2 separate regions of the Homo sapiens genome follow, and region 2 is linked to region 1. The links are chromatin loops, found by intact Hi-C in ENCODE. Cell type or tissue: OCI-LY7. All regions are shown on one strand.

Evidence for each region. Hi-C counts contacts between places; a loop is a spot of excess contacts. Peaks named below come from ENCODE experiments on the same cell type or tissue, not always from the same donor. Only the 100,000 strongest peaks of a DNase experiment are listed, where the experiment ranks them.
Region 2: a loop joins it to region 1, with 5 times the contacts of the local background. A loop is called at or near these places in 2 of 110 quality-filtered maps.

The regions. Positions count from the first base shown.
Region 1 is chr20:18,412,036-18,414,535 of GRCh38, forward strand. DZANK1 (double zinc ribbon and ankyrin repeat domains 1) reads right to left here. Exons shown (of 21, transcript NM_001367614.1): 12 at 2,313-2,477; 13 at 611-818. Among named protein-coding and RNA genes, the nearest start is that of LINC00851, 34 kb to the left of the region's middle. RefSeq lists an enhancer at 547-596 and a silencer at 1,467-1,516. In OCI-LY7, a CTCF peak has its summit at 1,358 (motif pointing right); DNase peaks (open chromatin) are centred at 376, 666 and 1,326; H3K4me3 peaks cover 1,382 bases; H3K27ac peaks cover 1,843 bases.
Region 2 is chr20:19,072,506-19,075,005 of GRCh38, forward strand. No RefSeq gene overlaps it. Among named protein-coding and RNA genes, the nearest start is that of SLC24A3, 140 kb to the right of the region's middle. In OCI-LY7, CTCF peaks have their summits at 1,249 (motif pointing right) and 1,456; no DNase peak of the experiment used is centred here; H3K27ac peaks cover 200 bases.

The sequences.
Region 1 (2,500 bases):
CAAAACGTCCCGCCACTTAATACCACCACAATAGAGATTAAATTTCAAAATGAAATTTGAAGCATGTAGCTGGGACCACAGGCATGCACCACCACAAATGACTGCTTTAAAAAAAAAATTGTAGAGACAGGGTCTCACTTTGTTGGCCAGACTAGACTCAAGAGATCCTCCAGCCTTGGCCTCCCAAAGTGCTGGGATTGCAGGCATGAGTCACCACAACTGGCCCAAATTATAGACTTAAAAATAGTCAAAATGGTGAATTTTATGTTATTTAAATTTTACAATTAAAAAAAGGGATAATGGCAGATAGCAATAGCACTGTGCACTAACAACATGCCGTCACGACAAAAGAAACCCACATGCGCCATGTGACTGAGGAACTAGACTACAGGGCTATGAGCTAAAACATCAGAATACTGAAAGTTTAAGAAGGAGCTTACAGGAAGAGCTTCTTTTTCCAATACAAAGAAAATTACTTGAAAAAGAGGAAAAGAAAGAAACTTACTTCTTACACATACAAATAAATCTAAAAGGAAGAGAAAATGAAATGTTCTTTCACAGAAAGAGTGAATTCCCTCCCGACCAGAAGAAAGGGCATCCTCCCCCTTACCTCTTCCTGGGCTGATGGCTGTCAGGAGGGGTTTATGGTCACTCATTTTCTCCTGCCTCTGCTTTTGAGAGGCTAGTTCCTGTTCCTTTTTTGCTAGCAGCTTGCCAGATGGGTAGAAGAGGCCAACAGTCTGTGTTCCTATGTCCCTCTTAGTCCCAACATCAGATCTGGGCAAAGGAATATTCAGGGACTGCCAGGCACATCGGGGCCATGCGTGAGGCAGAAGACATTTTTAAAATTAGAATATAATTTAATCAATCTTGCATTTTACTTATAGAAAACAACTCTAATCAGAATAAAAAGTATCTCAAGAAAAGTGTACTTGGAACTAATAGGGTTTTCCAGCCTTTGCCTCATCTTCCTTGCTCCTGTCTTTCTCAGCAACTTCCAGCCTGATCCAGGATTAGCCATTTATTATCTAAAAGTCAGCAAATCAAGGGGTGTTTGCCGGCCTGCTTGATGCCTGGAAGATATCTATCCTTTTCAGCTCTGTAATCCAATAGAGCATAGACTTCACTACTAATCCACACTCAGCCACTGGTCACCAACATTTTCTCTAACATACTTTCCTGCATCTAAACCTGGGGACCTGAGAGGACTACCATGAAAGGTTGTGCGTTGCACAACGTCACTGCATTCAAAGTAGTACCATTCATATGGTGAACATCATATATTTGCATATGTATTAGGGTAATTTTTCTAGTAGAGAAACCAGTATATTACAAGCAATTTCCAATAGATGGCAGTCAAGTGTCTTGAGAAAAGAACACCTTTGTTTCATTTGCACAAAGGAATAAGGGCTAGTGGCAGTTTAGGATTTAAATCTTTCAAACTGGGTTAAGAAAGCCATGAACGGCTGGGCATGGTGGCTCATGCCTGTAATCTCAGCACTTTGGGAGGCCACGGTGGGTGGATCACGAGGTAAGGAGTTCGAGATCAGCCCGACCAACATGGTGAAACCCCATCTCTACTAAAAATACAAAAATTAGCCGGGCATGGTGGCACGGGCCTGTAATCCTAGCTACTCAGGAGACTGAGGCAGAAGAATTGCTTGAACCTGGGAGGCAGAGGTTGCAGTGAGCCAAAATTGCACCATTGCACTCCAGCCTGAGCAACACAGCGAGACTCTGTCTCAAAAAAAAAAGGTCATGAACTCCCTAAAACTGCATACAAAGTGCTGAGTGTATCCTCTAATAATGATCAATCTTTAACTTCTTATAATAAAGAGATAAGAAGAAACATGGAAAGTCTTTATCCAGCTTAGAGAAATGTATAAAATTATAAAAATCTAACACAAAGCCAGTTGTTAGAGCTTAAGTACTTCTGAAAATAACCTGGTGAGATTTGTCCTCAAACTATGCCCAGCTGTTATAAATTACAAAAGCAATCTTATATACCCTAAGCTTTCTAAAATATAAAAAAGGGGAAGGAAAAGTTCTCAGAATGCTACATAAGAAATTCAAGAGAAGTGCATTCTGTCTCATGTATTTTAAAGCCACTAAAGTGGCATTATGTCTACGGCCTTGCAAATGCAATTAAAATCTAAATTGACTGCATTTATTTACACACCTAGTTGAAATTCCATGTGAAAGTTCTAAAAGTTTTGGGTCTCTTCCCCGGGTTGATTCACAGGGTGGAGCACACACATTCAGAGTTACAGCCTCTTCCTGGGTACCAGTTCTTACTACAGGGGAGGCCTCACCTCAGAAAAAGGGCGAGGTTCCTCAGCAGCTAGAGCCAGGCTTCTGTCCAAGCTAAGTTTCACTAGGGACTTCACACAAATACCACAGGAGCCACAGAATCGGGCAGACAGGTGATTGCTGGCCCCACATTTAGGGCAAACAGAACAGCCAGCAGGAATGCCGAGCTAGAGGATAGAAAATATCTTGA
Region 2 (2,500 bases), 660 kb after region 1:
ATGCTACTGGCAGGGCCTGGGGGGGCGCATATAAACCATCCTGGACGCAGGGATGTAAAGGGAAGCCTTCTGGAGGACCCTGGGGAAGACTCTTCTGCCCTAATAAGAGATAACTCTGTGAGCATAAAGGTTCTGCCTGACTCTTCCCCTTTGAAAACAGCATATGAGGACAAGTTGCTGAGGACGTGGCTGCTTTCTTAGGATCAGAAGAAGATGAAAAGAAAACTATAGAGGAGGCATCTTTCTTTGAGCTGATCCCTGAAACAATTGCATGTAGGATTTTAAATAAAAGCCATTTAGTAATATTTAATTTTTAGCCATGGGTGGACATTTTCCTGCTGAAGGGATTTTGAAGTGTTCAAGCTTAGACCCAAGGCCCTGGCAGGGGTTGGCAGAGGTAGATTTTAAGAGTGATGCCGATTTGTTTTCCAGTCTAAAAAAAGGGGGGCTGCCTATCATATCTTTAGAGAGCAAGCGGGAATTGGACTGGACCAAAATATGCAGTCAAGTGAGAGAAGTGGCCCTTTGATTAGGGGCTTTTTAAGGCTCCGAATCCCCAGGCAGCCTGGGACTGTGATCTGGCCATGAGATGTGGGACAGGGAAGGGGAGATGCCCCAGATGGGAAAATCTAGGGCTGTGGACCTTGCCCTCCTGAAGTGACCAAGCCACGAAGACAGGGGCTTCAGCACAGCCGAGGCTGGGGTCTGGACACCTAGTGACCTGGGGCTGCATCGTGAGTGGTGGGAGAGGGGAGGCAGCTGTTGCCCCCACAAAAGGCTGGATACGGCTACTTTTGGAAAGCAGAAGGGGAAAAATAGAGGTACATTTCAGTAATTTGCTGGTGAAGGAAGTCAGTGACTGTTTTATCACCCAGGTCCACAGCCCTGTATTGTACCACCAGGATGATGTGGCTTGGGAAAATGATAGATGCTCATGTTTACCCCCATCTCACCAGATATTAGGTTGGTGCAAAAGCTATTGCGGTTTTTGTAATAGTTTTTAAGCACCTTGAAAGCACCGATGGTTTGTTACATTCCTCTGATGTTCCTGTGCAAGCATCAAATAGTTGATATTTAAATTTAATTCAATAAATATATGTTGAGACCATGCTGTGCCCCAGGCACCATGCCAGACACTGGGATACAGCAATGGATGTTTGCCTAAAGGAGGCTTGTGTGACTTGATGTAAGCTACCCCATAACCCTTGGGGCTGTACCCAAGGGGGGCTTCTATGCTGATCTTTGTCAACCACTAGAGGGCAGAAGAAGGGGCCCTTTTCCTGAGCCTGTAACATCCCCAGAGGGATGGCACCGGGAGTGTGAGACCAGGCTCTAGAGAGCTGAGACCTAAAAGGGAGGCAGGGATGGGAAGAGGGCTCCTTGTGATTATTTCTGAGTGGTGTTCTTGGGGGTGGTTTTTTTTTTCTCTTCCCAAGGCATTCTGCAAATTGGAAAATCACTCAGTCATGCTAATTGTGACAGCGTGAGACCTCTGTCAAATTACTGTGGTGCCTGTGCTCTGGGGAACATTGCCTTTTGAGCTGTAAAATGTCTTCTTTTACAGTAATGAACATCTTTTAGCAGCATAAGAATGCACCAGGGGGTTCCCAAGAAAATGGAATAGGTGGTTTCTCATGGGTAGGTTGCCCTACCCTCAACTTGATCTAATTATAAAATGATTGGATTTTCCTTAGATAATGGAGATGATGAGGAAAATCTACTTCATATTATGAGCCAGAGCTTCAGACTGTGGCAGTTTGTTCGTCCTTGGGCAATTGTGGTTGAGTAGCTAATTGAACAGCTTTGGGCTTTGAGAAATAGCCATACGCCTTTATCTCCTTCTCAATTTTCTCATCCTTTTATGTTTATTAACCTCTAAGCATGGTTGTTCCATCATGAATAAGAAAATTCTGAATCTTTGTTTTCCTTCTCCAGAAGGGATTTCTATCTGCAGTGGAGTGAGCCCAAGTTTACCACCAGGGACTAACTGGCAGAGATTCCTGGAGCACCTGCATGATGTGGGGGGCTTGTTGGCATTTGAGTCAGGAGGAAGTGGAGATCTGAGGCTTCTCAGAGTGAGCTTCAAAGAGTCAGAGAAAAGGTTAAAAGTCCTGTAGTCTTATTTATGTGAGACCTCACAACTAAGGTGACCCTTTAAACTTCCCATGGAATTACTGGCATGAACAACTTGCTACATTACTTTGGAATTATATCCTAGATATTTTAGAAAAATGTCCAAGCAATGCACGACATTGAAAACTGCTTATTTCCAACCATTCGTTGCTCAGTCACCAAGTGCTGGCCATTGCCTAGATCCTGGGAGAAGCGGAATGTTTGTTGGTTAAGAGCGTGGAGTTAGACTACTTGGTTGTGGTCTGTGTAGGGTGCAGGGCAATGGGAATATTTGAGAAAAACCTTAAGTTTATTTCTACAGTCAGAAATGTGTTCCTCCATTGGAAATCACTTCATATTTTTAGAGGAAGTGAGAGAGATGTGGAAA